Regions from separate parts of the Homo sapiens genome. Here region 2 is linked to region 1. A link is a loop called in an ENCODE intact Hi-C map of the cell type or tissue named here. Cell type or tissue: gastrocnemius medialis. All regions are shown on one strand. Links, peaks and the distances in the headings refer to the core of each region. The heading gives the core; the rest is flanking DNA.

Region 1 (8,380 bases), core at 189-8,188:
GTAAAAGACCCCTATATAAAATGTTGTGGTATACATATGAACAAAAATAAATCACAGATAATCTAAAAATGTGTATTATATACTTATATTTTTTAAATACGTGCCTTTGAAATTAGATTGATTTAATATATTAGCTTTGTATGAGAAATATTTTGAAAATATTTGCATGTTGTAATTAGATTTATTTTTTACCTTTTATTTTCTGAAACACGGTTTCACTCTGTCACCCAGGCAGGAGTGCAATGGTGCAAAGAGGGCTCACTGCAGCCTCAACCTCCCAGGCTCAAGCAATCCTCCCACCTCAGCCTCCCAAGTAGCTGGGACCACAGGTACACACCACCATGCTCAGCCAATTTTTAAAATTTTTGTAGAGATGAGGTCTTGTCATGTTGTCCAGGCTGGTCTCAAACTCCTGGGCTCAGGAGATCCTCCCACCTCGGCCTCCCAAAGTGCTAAGATTATAGGAATAAGCCGCTATGCCCAGCCTAGATTTATTTTTAAATAATGTAAGACAGTTCATTGTTTTTTAAAAACCAAATGCAATATTTATATCAAGAGTTATCACGTAATTTTCTATATGTTTTTTAAAAATTAGAAGTGTCGTATATCAGGCTCTCTTAAAAAGAGGCAAATATTAATTTTAATGCATGTTTCATGGCATCTATTAAAATATACTAGTTTGCAAATGAAAACATAATACATCGCTTGGGAGAAAATTAAGATTTTAAAAGAAAATCTATTTACAACAGCATCAAAACATTTAAATAACTAAGAATAAATCTATCAAAAGATGAGCTAACCATTCCACTCCCAGGTATTTACCCAAAAGAAAATACATCATCCACTGAAGACATGTACAGGGATATTCAGGGCAGCTTTGTTCCTCATATCCTCACCTAGGAAAGAACCCAAATGCCCACCATAATGAGTAGAAAGATTGAATAAATTATTCATACAGAGCCTACTACTCACACAGCATCAAAAAGTACAAACTACTGTTACATGTCCCAGTACGAATGTACTTCAGCTATACTGTTAGACTAAAAAAGCTAGTCACCAAAGAACAAATACTATTTGATTCCATTTCCGTGGAGTTCAAGAATAGACAAAACTAAGTCAGAGTGATTGAGGTCAGACTAATGGATTCTTTCGGGAAGTGCTTACTGGCTAAGATGGGGAAAAGGGAATCTTCTACTGTGCTGGAAATGTCCTAATTCTTGACCTGGGCAGTAGCTACATGGATGTGTATCTATGTATAAATAAATAAACAAATAACAAATGCAAAGCAGCCTGGATGACACTGCTATTTTTTTAATGCATGTGAATTTTAACGTGTTGCCATTACCCTGATGACCAAGCTACCACGATTAAAATGCCAACCAAGGACATGAGAATTGGTTCTCCAGCATCTTACCTTGCCATTAAGGCACAAGAAGGGAGATGCACAAAGTTTATAGCCCAGTCCATAGGATCATCAGGTCATCTTTACAGTCATCTATTTGGAAAAGGAACCACGTCAAACAACACAAAGCCATCTGACTTTCTGTAAAAACAAAAAACAATGCTTTAATAAGGGGTCACATTTCTGATGAAGGGCCTGATGCCCAGCTTTGTTCACATACATAACACCACACCCTATTTCGTTAAGCAGACCAACCACAATAGCCACCTGCAAATGTGAAGAAACTTAAATAATTATATATATAGCTCACCTTTTCACAGAAAAAGATTATAGAATATGTGGAAACAGCAGTTTCCCTCAGTGATCTTCCCAATGGGGCTATTTTGCTCAAGGCCAGAAGTTGGGGGAGACTCTGTAGAAAAGATACTAGGAGAGGAAAGAGGTCGTTGGCTACCTGGATGCCACTGCCTCCTATACACTTCATATAGCTGGGGTGACATGGGTGGGACAATGGGTGCCTCGTGAACTGCTCAAATCCCAGTCGAAGAAAATGATGTCAGACGCAAATGGCATTCCTGCCTCATTTGAGTAGGTGTTGCCCCACCACAGCCAGAAAATATTCAAACTGTCTGATTGAGATAGCACAACTTATAAATGAGGACACTGTTGTCTATGTGCCATTATGGATACCAAAATGGCATAAACTGAAGATCATTCCAGTGCTGGCTTGTACACAGGAACTAAGTGAAGCTCACTATCTGGGGCCCAATACTGAGATTCACTTCTAATGCATGTGACATTACATTCATGTTGCCAAGTGTTGGTGAATACATAAAGAAAAGTAGTGTTCTTCCACATAACTGGGTTTTTAAATATATACCTTATATACATTATAGGAGTGGTTCTCAACAGGAGCAATTTTTCCACCCAAGGAACATCTGGCAGTGACTAGAGACATTTTTGGTCATCATAACTTGAGCATTGGGAGAGGGTGCATGCTATGAGCATTGGGAGAGGGTGCATGCTATGAGCATCTAATGGGTAGAAGCCAGGGACGCTACGTGTTCCACAACACACAGCACAGCTACTCACACCAAAGAGCTATATGACCTAAAATGACTAAAATGCCGAGCTTGAGAAATCCTTCACTATACAGCATAGATAGCTATAATGCAAAAATTCAAAGAGGTAAATCAGCAAATTAGAAAATCTGGCTGGGTGCAGTGGCTTACGCCTGTAATCCCAACACTTTGGGAGGCCGAAGCAGGCAGACTGCTTGAGCCTAGTAGTTCAAGACCAGCCTGGGCAACATGGCGAAACCCCATCTCTACAAAAAATACAAAAAAATTAGCCAGGTGTGGTGGCAAGCGCCTATAGTTCCAGCTACTCAGGAGGCTGAAGTGGGAAGATCACTTCGGCCCAGGAAATCGAGGTTGCCCAGGAACGGTGATTGCACCACTGTACTTCAGCATGGGTGGCAGAGGGAGACCCTGTTTAAAAAAAAAAAAAAAAAAAAAAAAAAAAAAAAAGCTAAAGACTTTAGCCCATAAAACAAGAAAAAATTTAAAGTAATAAAGCAAATGAAACATTTAGAAACCCTTTAATTTTCCTCTTCAAATATTATACAGGGTAAAGCTTTAAAAATATGTATGTGTAATTAAAATATGCAATGCTATCTTTTTAGTGGAGGAGAGGAAATTTTTAGTGGGGCAGAGGAATCAATCAATAAGGAATTTTATGAATAAATTGTGATAAAACTATACTATTAAAAAAATTAGCCATTAAAAGTAGCGATTTTGAGCTAAATGTACTGATTTGGAGAGATGCCAATAAAATAATGCCAGGGAAGTCAAGTTACAAGATTCTGTACCCAGAACGAGTCCACTTTTGTAAAAATTAGAAAAACAAATTTCTCTAGATACATATCTTATTTGCATGGGTTGGGGAAGGATTGTTGATATAAACCAAACTCTTAATATTGATTTCTTTAGAAGAGTAGGATTAGGGATGGTGAGTAGGGAAATTAACCACATTTTATCTATACACTATCGTTATTCTTTTGGAATTTAAAAAAAAAATCATATAATGAAAGCTTGAGCTTAAGAAGGGAGGGAAGGAAAAAGCAAGGAGATGAGAGAGGAAAGAAAAAAAGGGCATCACTGTAACAGCACATAGGAAAACTTGAATCTGTTGTTCCTATTTTTACCAGTGAGTGCTGCTGTTGACCAATTTAATGGATAAAAGCAGTGAAATAAAATTGAAGAAAGCAACTCCAAACATCTGGCCCTTTGCTCACTATCAGACCCTTTCAGCTAGCAACACAGTTTAGTTCAGTTGGCTTTGTTTTGTTTCGTTTCTCTGATCCACTACTCATCTTTGAAAATTCTGCATCAGATAGTGATGGAATCAACTAGTCATATCTCTTTTCAAAAACAGAGGCAGCAACTGTGCTAGATGACAGCTTCACTTCTGGCAAGTACAGATGAGGATTCAGCACATCCGTCTCTACTTCAAGGAGCAACTCTCAGGGCACAGCAACTTAATTATCCAAGTCTCATTCCCAGAAAGTTCCCCGAATACCTCTGCTCCACCAGTCTTGGAAACTAAGGCCTCCTCTACTGTTGTTCACTATTATTCAAAGCATGAAACTGCATTTTCCAAGTTCTACTGCACCAATGAAATAGACCCAGCATGAAACATATAGGCAGTTCTAATAATGCCTCTTGCATACACACTTAAATGCACACACAGGGATGTCATGCAGTGCATAGCTTTGAAAAACGCACAACTGCTGCATTCCAGTATTTTGCCTCTACTTGCCATTAGATGCCACCAGCCCTATCTTGAAAAACAACAGAATAATAAGATTTAAAAGAGAAAAAACTGTGCCAGTTTGAACTTTCAAATACCCAAGGTTTTTATATTTTGCATAAGTAGCCATTCTTCTTAACTTGCCATGAAGAGGTCTTGAGCCTCTTGGGTCTCTAGATTCCTTTCTATTGACAGGCATTTTCTTACAACTTGCACATAAAGAATTGCAAAACATGGTTGTTTTTGCTTGCAAAATAATGATTTGTTACCATACTATTAATCCAGTACTAGTAAAATGAACTCAGGAACATGTATTTGTCTTTTCTCTGTTATGACACTCAAACCACCACCACCACCACCACGCTGTTAAGAAGAAAACAACTTGGAGAGCTCTTCAGCGATCATGGAGTTTTCTTTCATCCCAGACTTGAATCACAGTTGCGGAGGCCGGATTTCACAATCCCCCTCAGGGACTGCAAGTGCTGGCGCCAATCACAGCATTTCCCTGATTAGCAAACTGGCTTTAGACCCTTCAAAAACTTTCACATTTGAAATTTAACACATCTATATTTAGAACATGACTTGCAGGACATTTGCTGTACGCAAAATGGCAAAAGAAAAAAGGGCATTGGGACTATATTTGTTCATATAGAAATACAGAGATGATAACTCTAGGACCTCAAACAGAAGCAGAAACCTAGAAATTAGTGTCTCTAAAAAGAAGTTAGTGTGGGAGCTCGCAGAGCATCCACCATCTACGGTCTATTATTATTGGATGCATTTGGAATTAAGAAGTTTAATATCTTAAACCTACAAATACTGTGGCCAGGAAGTTAGTATATCTGCACGAGGACTTGGGTCTTGTATAAGAAATTCGAGAGTGAGAGAAATGAATCTGAATTTCATGCCTAGGACTGAAAGTGGGGTGCTGCTCCTCAGCTACAGCCATTTGTTGATTGGACAGACTAGGGACTTGGAATTTCCAGATTCTCCAGTTTTCCAAGAGAAGCGAGATATAGGGGTTTTGATGTGAAAGTTCCTAATTTTTAAAAAATATTGACCACTATTTCACATTTGTCAAAAACTGATTGTCCATGGGCCACATTCAGCCTGTGGCCTTGGGGTTTGCAACTTCAAGTAAGATGTTGAAATACTCAATGAAGTAGTAAAATTAGTGCCAGGTGATAAATGTGAAATTTTTAAAATTGTGGTAAAAAACAAATAAACAAACATGTTACATAAAATTTACCATTTTAACCATTTCTAAATATACAGTTCATTGATGTTAATTACATTCACATTGTTGTGCAAGAGATCTCCAGAACTTTTTCATCTCGCAAAACTGAAGCTCTATACCCATTAAATACCAACTCCCCTTTTCCCACTACCCCCTCCCCCTAGCAACCACCATTGTACTTTCTGTCTCTATGAGTTTGACTCCTCTACATACCTCATGTAAGTGGATTCATACAGTATTTACCTTCTTGTCACTGGCTTACTTAACTTACTATAAGTGGATTCATACAGTATTTACCTTCTTGTCACTGGCTTACTTAACTTACTATAATGTCCTAAAGATTCATCTATGTTGTAGCATGGCATATGACAGGATTTCCTCCCTTTTTAAGGCTGAATAATACTCCATTGTATGTATGCAGCACATTCTGTTTATCCATTCACCTGCTGATGGACATTTGGGTTGCTTCCACTCTTGGCTATTGTGACTAGCACTGCTATGAACATGGATGTGCAATTATCTATAGGACCCTGCTTTCAATTCTTTTGGATATATATATATATATACATGCACACAAAACTGGGATTACTGGATCACATGAGAGGTTTGTTTGTTTGTTTTTCTGAGACACAGTCTCACTCTGTTGCCCAGGCTGCAGTGCAGTGGTGCGATCTCCATTCATTGCAGCCTCTGCCTCCTGGGTTCAAGCAATTCGCACGCCTCAGCCTCCCAAGTATGTGGGACTACAGGTGTGTGCCACCACGCCCAGCTAAATTTTTTATTTTTAGTAGAGATAGGGTTTTGCCATGCTGCCCAGGGTTGTCTCGAACTCCTGGCCTCAAGTGATCCACCTGAGTTGGCCTCCCAAAGTGCTGGGATTACTATTTTTAATTTTTTATGAACCTCTATGCTCCTTTCCGTAGCAGCTGTATCATTTTACAATCCCACCAACAGTGCACAAGAGTTCCACTTTCTTTACATTCTCAACAAGAGTCATTATTTTTCTTTAATAGTAGCCATCCTAATGAGTATGAGGTGATACTTCTCTGTGGTTCCGATTTGCATTTCTTAGATGATGAGTGACATTGAGCACTTTTTCACGTGCTTGTTGGTCATCTGTATACCACTTCTGGAGAAATGTCTCTTAAAGTCCTTTGCCAATTATTTAATCAGGTTATTTTATTTTTTGTGATTGAGTTGTGGGAGTTCTTTATGCATTCTGGATATTAACCAATTATTAGATATATGATTTGCAAATACTTTTTACCATTCTGCAGTTTGTCTCTGCAGTCTGATGATTGTGTCATTTGATGCACAAAAGATTTTAAGTTTAATGGAGTAGCATTCATCTGTTTTCTTTTTTTTTCTAGCACCTAGAAGACTGTCCTATGTCAATTTTTTATTTTGTTGCCTGTGCTTTTGGTGTTACATACAATAAATCATTGCTAAGTTCAATATCACTATGTTTTTTCCATACATCTTCTTCTAGGAGTTTTATAGTTTTGGGTCTTACATTTAGGTCTTGAATCCATCTTGAGTTAATATTTGTACTTTGTGTAAGATAAGGGTCCAACTTCATTCCATTGCATCTATCTAGTTTTCCCAACCCCATTTGATGAAGAGACTGTCCTTACTTCATTGAATCATCTTGGCACCCTTGTCAAAGATCATTTGACCGTATATGCAAGGGTTCACTTCTGAGCTCTCTATTCTATTACATTGGTCTATTTGTGTGTCTTTATGTCAATACCACACTGTTGTGATTATTGTAGTTTTGTAATGTGTTTTGAAACCAGAAAGTGTGAGTCCTTCAAATTTGTTCTTCTTTCTCAAAATTGCTTTGGCTCTTCAGGTAAATGCAAATTTTTGGTGAAAGACTTCTGGGTCAAGTTTTTCCAAGGTCCAAGATGTTAAGGGTTCTCTTTCAATCTTCTACCACTAGTAGTATACAGAAGCACTAACTGCAGAAGAATTTACAGACATAATGCAACTTTCCAGAAATTTTAAACTTAGCATTAGGTATATAGCATACTCAAAGTATCGTGGCTTCTCTGAGAGAGAAAATAGTGGTTATCACAAGGACAAAAAACCAAACACCGCATGTTCTCACTCATAGGTGGGAATTGAACAATGAGAACACATGGACACAGGAAGGGGAACATCACACACCAGGGACTGTTGTGGGGTCGGGGGAGGGGGGAGGGATAGCATCAGGAGATATACCTAATGCTAAATGACAAGTTAATGGGTGCAGCACACCAACATGGCACATGTATACATATGTAACAAACCTGCATATTGTGCACATGTACCCTAAAACTTAAAGTATAATAATTAAAAAAAAAAAGAAAAAGAAAATAGTGGTTAAGAAGACAGGTCCCAGAATGAAAGAGATCTGGGCTCAAGTTTTGGCTCCACCACTGCCTGTCTATGCAGCCTTGTGAACCTTATTTAACCTCAGTTTTCTCATCTTCAAAACAGAGATAATGACAGCATCTCCTTCACAGGGTTGCTGTGATGAATAAACAGAACAATGCAAATAAAGCACTTAGCACAGCGCTTACCCAGCACACAGTCAGCACTCAGTAACTTCTGGCTACCACCACCATTCTTGTTATTTATGCCTTTCAATAATAACTATTTTATTTTTATCAGTGGTGTAATTTTTGTAGGATAAAATGTAATGTTGGACACGTAGGAGATCCATGTGAAAACAGGAATCTTTTATGTATTAAAACATGAGGCTCAATGTCAGAAATAAGGAGCAGTCATACTGAGATCAAGAAGAGAAAAAAAGAAAAAAAGTGAGGGTAATTTATACTGCCCTAATGAAACCTCACACTGACTCATCCAAAAGGCATTTGGAATAGAAAACCACGGCCAGATACAGATTCAACTTAATGCTTTACAAATTCAAAAACCAAACACCA
Region 2 (8,380 bases), core at 316-8,315, 80 kb before region 1:
CGGGGGGAAGCGCGGGGGGAACAGTTATTTTAAAATAAATAAATAAATAAGCGGCCTTACTATTCAAAGCCTGTCAGGTTAAAACATTCCCAGAGAGACTGATCCTTTTGATAAAAACAGAAGCAAACCTTTGTGCTGTAGCAAATGCAGCTGTGGAATAATCGCACTAATTAGCTGCTCAAGACGAGTCATTGGCTGTGATACTGGGGGAAGAAATCCTTTCAATTAACAGTAAAGCATTCTTAAGACATCTTAAATTAAAATTTCTAGTTATCAACTGCACTAAGTCTTCATACGTGAAAGTCGACAACAATATCATTCAAAGCATTTTCTGAAATATCCTGTCTGAAAAAAAAATACGTATGTATGAAGTAGACCAGTATAAGTGAAAAGAAACCCCACTAAAAAATAGAGCAAATATATTTTTATAGTTATATAAATATAGCACAGCTCAGTTAATTGACAGTGTTTTAATAAATCTTCCTGCAAAAAAACCCAAAAGTGCAAAGGAAGCATTAGAGTCGCCTCATGGCACACACTCCCTGCGGGATATTTCCACATTGTGAAAGATGACTCCCAGATTCTCAGCTTTGCTCTCAATCTTCTAAACATCCCTTTCTCTTAGAAGTAACTGAATCTGCAATTATCACCTTCTAGACAAAAACAAGGATATCTGCATGTCACAATGTTAGCAGGACAAATGAGCATAATGTCTTAAGCTCCAAATTGAGGTTTATGTGAGAACATTACAAGTGGCAACAATGCTTATTTTTTAAAACGAGGACGTGATGCTGAAGCTACTAATGATACACAAGGAGAGATGTCCAAATGTATTTAATTTTAAAAGCTAACTGAACTCATCCCAGGCCATGAAGCTGAATCTTCGCTAGATAATCCTAATTCCATGAGTCTGATTCCTTTTAATCAGATTATGTAAAGGTCATTTATTCAACAAATAGTTATTGCCAGGTGCTGGGAATACCTGGTTTCTAATCTCATAGAGTTTAAAGCCACAGTCACATAATTCTTCTGAGACGCCTTAAAATTAAGTCAGTTACCTAGACTACGGAACTCTGATCAAGTCCCACATGGGAAGGTGGGCATCTCACCATCAGAAAGCTCCCTTTGAAAGCCGATGGGCAGAGAGACAAATGCCTTTACTGGCATGTATCGGCATCACTGAAGCCAGGCACACAACTCCCCTGAGAACTGGGAATTTGTCAGCAATGGCTCGAGGAGGAGGGCCACCGATTGGACTCAAGGGCTAGCTCAGTCACTGCCGAGCTGCATGAGCTTTAATGAGCCACTTGACCTCTCTGGGCTTTTCCAAAACCCAGCATTTTAATGTGCTGCAGGGATTGGGTCAGTTAATGTTCACTAAATTAAAGTGTTCAGCACAGTGGCTGGAGGTATACAGACACCAGATGGCCACCAAATGTGACCTGAGTTCCTACCTCTATGGCAGAATTTACATTCTTAACCTTCAAAGCCTCCCTCTTCTCTGTGATGGTATAGGTATTTTGGACATGGGCTCTGAACTATCTGACGTTTTGCTAAATCCCAATACTTTATTCTATCTTTGTCAGCCACCTAACAATATCAGAAATTCCATTAAATTCAATGCTCCAGCATCCAAACATCTGTCTGCCCACCCCTCACCTTTGACATGATGCCAGTGTTCTTTTACTATCTCATAGGGACTGGTCTTTGGTCTCAATATCACAGTCCTCTAAGACAGTACTCTGGTCATCAGTAGAAACCTAGAGACGCTAAAGCAATGTTCTACTTTTCCTTGCGTTTCCTTTAGTCCACTCCTCAGGCAGAGTTCAGCTGGGCTGTGCGGTAACTTGTGACTGTGGCCCAGTTAGTCTATCTCTGTGCTTCGCAATACATCTGCCTCTCAGCACTGTGGTGAGGATTAAAATTTTTAATAGATAGAAAAACTTAGCACAATGACTGAAACATGGTCCAATAAACTGGAATACAGTTCAAAAATTAGTGGTAAAAATAATAATATTAAACCATGAGCATGCTTCTTCTTTTGGATACAAGGAATCTACTTTTTATATGCCTATGTGCAAGTTTGGACCACAGAAGATATGTCTTGTAAAGTTTAGCCAATGTCCATTTAAATGAGAGAACTCAAAAAACTTTTTCAGGGATGGAGAGAGAAGATAATTTATTCTGCAAATCTCTCATGAGCTATAAAGTAGGAATTGTAGCATTTTTATTCAGTAAAAAATAATCTTCATCATAGTCATTTGGTTGACAGAGCTCAAAGCCTAGTATTTGTTTGCACTGATGTACAATTTATTTATGTCCAGGAGGCACAGTGGTGGATATTCATATACACAGTGAAGACACAGGAAGGTTCAATAGTGTTAACCTCCTGGGCAAAGGAGAAACCTATGTCATGTATGGGTTAAGCTACAGGGGTTTCAAAATGCAAAAGGCTAGCTGAGAAAAACAAAATTCGCTGAGAACTTCATCTCAAATAAAAATGTCCAGCCTCATTCCTGGAAATTCTGATTTGTTTAGGTAAGGCCCAGGAATCAATATGTCCACAAAAATTCTGCAGCCAATTCTGACACTTGACTGATTCCGATGTTTGGAAACTAATAGTAAAATACCCAGGATCACTTGTCTGCATAGTAGGAGAGCTGGAACATGAACCCATACCTCTAATTCTTAGACCAGAATACTTTCTTCCATGTCTGAGAAAATTCGCATTCCATTTCTCACCTCCAATCAGCCTTCCCAGAGGTCTGAAGAGTCCTTCTGATACTGAATGCAACATGTTGGATGGGACACAAGGAGAAAGACTACTTTACTCCTGCCAAATAGGCTATGAGACCAAACAAAAACATCTATCCAGAAACTTCCAACGGCCCTTTATGGGTACAGCACAACTGCTTTATCATAAATGAAAGGAACTGATAGGTTGAATCTACAAGAACTGCCCCCAACCAGTCCGTTCCACCAGCAAAAAGAAATTCTTAACAATCTATTGGAAGTGCCACCAACTGCACAAATAAGAGTTGGTAAATGGCTATATTTTTTTTAAATGGTAGTCTGGGTGTCTAACATTTCAGAGTGAATGGCACTTCTGTTATCTCAAACTTTCCATTCCTTCCAAAGTGATTCAGGATGAGTTTTTCACCATGCATGGTGGAAAAAAATACTAATAAGAAACTATATCATCCCTCGTACTTAAAATAGCTGGGAGTGTAACCCATGTAAATGTGAAAGTACCAGATATCATAGTTCGGCTTCACACTGAGATCTTCTGGACTTCTGTCAACACCTAACTTGGGTTTTAGTCATCAAGAAAAAGAATGGAGATCTGCCAAGATTCCACCTTTTTGGGGGTAACATGAGCAGCTCAGATAATAAATACTCCAGGTCTCTGGCATAGCTAAAATACAAAGGCTTACAAAACATAGCCTCATGCCCCACGCAAATGCTTTCCAAAAGCTAGGTGCTGCTAGACATGCAGGATATCATGGTGTCGCAACTGGACAATGCTCCTATCTCCAGAGCTTTGTACATTTCACAGTACATAGGGAGAAAAGCATTCTAAAAATTAAGAACCACCAATCACACACAACTTAAAATCTGAAGTCTTTTCTTTCTAATGCTGAGACCTCAATTCGCTGCTAAAAATGGAAGATGTTTCATATCCATTCAGGATTCTCCACATTTTTTTTAAGCTGGACCTTCAACAGGTACCAGGAAAGACTAATCTCAATGACTGATTAGATAAAAATCAAGGAGAACCTTAATAAGTTTCCCAATATATCAGTATTCTCCAAAAATCCATACCAAAAATGACAACCTGGGTGCAGGAAGAAAAAATTAAAACATTTCTTCATATATATTTTATATTATCACTTTCATTTTTTATTTTTGTACATGTTATATAATAGTATAGTTGCACATGTACATAACTTATAAATCAAATGAAAATGTGTTGAGAAGGTTTTCTTGAAAGAAATTAACTAGGAAGAAGGATCAAAAATGTTTAGAGACCTCTGTAACATACGAACAATGCTCTTCCAGGCAATTTTCATCAGCAGATTTTTTTTAAGTTGGTTATTTTTTTTTTACCAAAGTGTGTCTCACTTATGTATACTCCAACTAAGAGGAATATCAAGTTCTTACTAAAAGATATTTTAAACTAAGGATATGAACTTTGCCATTTCCTCATTTTATGACCACGACTGATCTCCATTTTCCACAGATGCCATTATGGGTTGGCACAATCTTAACACTCAATTCCTTTCAAGGAAATCGCCTCTGAGAGCCAAACCATTGAAAGGTTATGAAGCAGATAAAGTTGAAGTGCCCCACACTCAAGTTTTCTGTTTTTCATATCAAGCTTCCTTTCACTAGACTGTACTCTAGAATTCTTGCTTACTCTGTCCAACTGTGGAATCCCATTCACATCTAACTGCCATGTTTTAAAGGGCTTTGAGAAATTCATCCCTTAAAGTAATTAATACGGCATGGCAAGATGCTCCACTGAGAGTATTTTAAAAGAAAAAGCAATTTTTAAAAATCTAACACAATGACAAACTAATGACAGAATTCAGACATGAGTGTGAAAGGAACTGGAATAAACTTTTTAAAGGTAGAAAGCCCTTCTGTTTGTACTCAAATAATTGTTCCAATCACAGGGCATGCTCTGGCTGTTTTTCTAGACATTATAACAGATCAGAGAAAATTCAAAAGCCTTAGACCACCATCACTTAACAATTACTGCATGTCTAGCACACGTCAACCAAGATGCAAAGTTTCCAACATTGTGTTGAAATAAAGACAAAAGTACAAACTGTAATCTAAGGAGCAGTGAATGGGTACACCTGTCATGGTTTAACAGGCAACCTTACACATAGCAGTAATGATTTATGGTGGCCACATGGCATTTATAGCTGCCCAGCATCCTGTCCCACTTGTTTGGTAAAGTACCTGATTTAACCTTGAATAACCAGCCTCCTTCACTTTCAGTTCATGAGGTTATGGTGTTGTCACTACCTCCAGACATGGAAGTACGACCCTGGCCAATCAGGAAATCCATCCTTCTGGTCACAAAGACTAACTCAGGAATGTGCTTGTGCCCCAAGACAATCAAGTAAGGGTTATCCCTATTCCTTCAACTGAAACTATTAGGTTAAAATGAGTCTCTTTAAACTAAGGTTTGAAAAGCTGGTAGGATGTAAATCTGGAACTTCCTGGATCTATCCGAGAAGAAAGCCAAACTGGAGGAAACAGTAAAGAAAGAACAGAGGACTAATGAGAAGGAATAACAAAGAAAGAGGGAGCCAGTGTTTATATGACATTGAGCACCTGTATCAAATCATTCCTGAAGTCATGATAGCCCTGGACTAACCCTGGACAAGGACTTCACGAGGGCCAATCAAACTCCATTTTTTCTTAAGCCAGTTTGATGTACCCTGGGATACTACAGCTGGTTTTGTAACATTTAAAAAATATCAGTAATACTGGGGAAAAAGTCAAAGTTTCAGCCTAAGACCTACAATTCATAAAACCTAGCACCCATCTATTTTCCTATTTTCTCTTTGTTTTGGCTAGGCACACTCCCACCCACAACATCTCCCAGGTCTCCAGAGCTGGACTGGCTACATGCTAAGTTTCGCCAATTAGATTTAAGTAGATAACAGAAGTGCCAATCACTCTGAAATGTTAGACACCCAGACTGCCATTTAAAAATATATATATCCAGGTGGGTGGATCACGAGATCAAGAGATGGAGACCATCCTGGCCAACATGGTGAAACCCCGTCTCTACTAACAATACAAAATTTAGCTAGGCATGGTGGTACACGCCTGTAGTCCCAGCTACTTAAGAGGCTGAGGCAGGAGAATCACTTGAACCCAGGAGGTGAAGGTTGCAGTGAGCGGATATCCCGCCACTGCACTCCAGCCTGGTGACAGAGCGAGATTCCGTCTCAAAAAAAAAAAAATATATATATATATATACACACACATATATATATACACATATATTTATACACATATATATACACACACACGTATATATACACACACATACATATATACACACATGTATGTGTGTATATATACATGTATATATGTATGTGTATATATATAAACACACACACGTGTGTGTGTGTGTGTGTGTGTATCCATTTACCAACTCTGATTTGTGCAGTTGGTGGCACTTTCAAAACATTCTTAAGAATTCCTTTTTGTGATGAAACAGACTGGCTTTTTTTTTTTTGCCTGTTTTTTTTATTAATTCAAATACAACTGACTACGGCAACTGTACTATAGCATAATATAAATTAAAGATCAAATATATACATCTCCATGGTGGTTCTAGGTGAAGAAAAATAGGAAAGAACAAAGATCCTCAAGAGTCTTCTAAGACAACCCCAAGAACACCACCGAAACTGTTTTCTGGAGTTCTACGTAAGACTCCATTTCAACATAACTTAAAGTTTACATCTTAGGAGATTGTGGGATCCTCAGCTGGAGAAGGACATGGGGTGAGAGGTATTGTGAAGTGAGTCATACGAGCAGGAGGAGCTTCATACGACCCATCTCATAGTACCTCCTGAGGGGGAGGCAGTTCCTATAGATTCAGCCTATCGGTTCCTTTTGTTTATGACAAAGCAGTTGTGCTGTACCCACAAAAAGCCATGGGCAGTTTATGGATAGATGTTTTGGGGTGGTTTCATAGCCCATTTGGCAGGAGTGAGTAGTCCTTCTCATTTGATTCCATCCAAAACACTGAATTCAGTATCAGAAGGGCTTTTCAGACCTCTGGCCAGGCTGACTAGAGGTGGGGAAGAGAATGTGAATTTTGTCAGACATGGAGGAAAGTGTCCTGGCTTAAGAATGAGAGATGTATGTGGGCTCATGTCCCAGCTCGCCTACTAAACAAACAGGTGATCTTGAATGTTTTAGTATTCATTTCCAAACATGGCTGAGTATCAGAATCAGCTACAGAAAATCTCCTTCAAATGATCCCCTTCTCTAAACCTTCTGCCACCATGTCTCCTGTAATCTGGCTGCACTGGCTGGAGCTTCAGAAGCCATCCTGAACCATGAGAATGAGGGCCAGACTCAGGGATGAAACTGGTATGTGCTTGGTCCTTCATGACCTGGTCCAATCTGCTCCAGGAGGGCAGAGATGTTTACATGTTTTATTCACATATTGTCTCTCCAGCACATAGTAGAACAAAATAAATATTTGTTCAGTGAGTAAAGTTGGTGTCTGTCTCCCAACAAATATTCTACCTCATAGAATCTAATAATACTAGAACCTTAGAGTTGGTGCACCCTTATTCAAACCATTTGCTTGAATCATCCAGAGACGGAGAACTCTGGGCTCTAGGGATCTACGACAGTTCCTTAATTCTAAGAGGAACTTTCCCTCCACATGTTAAGATTTCCCAAGTCAGAAGAGATCATATAATCAATGAATATATTTTAGTAAGTTTCTTTCTCCACCAAATAGCTGTCTTTTTTTTTTTTTTTTGAGATGGAGTCTTGCCTCTGTCTCCCAGGCTGGAGTGCAGTGGTGCGATCTTGGCTTACTGCAACCTCCACCTCCCAGGTTCAAGCAATTCTCCTTTCTCAGCCTCCATAGTAGCTGGGTTTATAGGCCCGGGACACCATGCCTGGCTAATTTTTGTATTTTTAGTAGAGACGGGATTTCATCATGTTGGCCAGGCTGGTCTTGAACTCCTGACCTCATGATCCACCTGCCTTGTCCTCCCAAAGTGCTGGGATTACAGGCGTGAGCCACCGCGCCCAGCCAATAGCTGTCTTATAATCAATGGTGAACTGGACTCAGGGAAATACACCTGGTAGACGAAAACCGTGGCATCAGGACCAAACACGGCCCCTCAAGAGCTCAAATGAGTTACAGTTTGGTAATTCAGAAATCTAGGGATAGGAGAAACCCACTAGATAAAAAAGCAGAGGAAGAAATATTGATTCATTTAGTATCTTAAGTGAAAATCCACAGACCACAACAGATAATAGCATTAAGCCCTGGAGCCAGGATCCCTGGGTCAAATTCCTAGCCCTGTCATTTCTTAGCTGTATCACTTGGGCATGGTTTTTCACCTATCCAAGCCTCAGTTTTCTCAGCTGCAAAATGGGGGTGGAAAGACATATCTTCTTCATAGAGCAGTTGTGAAAATTAAATGTGTTAATACAAGCACAATACTTAGCATAGTTCCCACAAACCATGTGGACATGAGTAAAAGTTAGGCAATGAATTCTTCTAGTCTGTGTTTTAATTCCTGAAATGGTATCTGCTGAACATCTTAATATCTAAAAACGAGTCAAAGCTGACAAGTTACTTTCTAGGGAGCCAAAATTCTAG

The links. Peaks named below come from ENCODE experiments on the same cell type or tissue, not always from the same donor. Only the 100,000 strongest peaks of a DNase experiment are listed, where the experiment ranks them.
Region 2: it touches region 1 in a loop (2.7-fold over the local background); 4 of 110 quality-filtered maps call a loop at or near these places.

What each region holds. Positions count from the first base shown.
Region 1 is chr3:69,787,550-69,795,929 of GRCh38, reverse strand. All of the region lies in intron 1 of MITF (melanocyte inducing transcription factor), which reads right to left. Among named protein-coding and RNA genes, the nearest start is that of MITF, 52 kb to the right of the region's middle. In gastrocnemius medialis, for the core only: a CTCF peak has its summit at 3,611; a DNase peak (open chromatin) is centred at 4,659; H3K4me3 peaks cover 1,333 bases; H3K27ac peaks cover 3,078 bases.
Region 2 is chr3:69,868,045-69,876,424 of GRCh38, reverse strand. The region is part of intron 1 of MITF (melanocyte inducing transcription factor); the gene reads right to left. Among named protein-coding and RNA genes, the nearest start is that of SAMMSON, 130 kb to the left of the region's middle. In gastrocnemius medialis, for the core only: no CTCF peak of the experiment used is centred there; DNase peaks (open chromatin) are centred at 3,474 and 4,914; H3K4me3 peaks cover 1,163 bases; H3K27ac peaks cover 4,910 bases.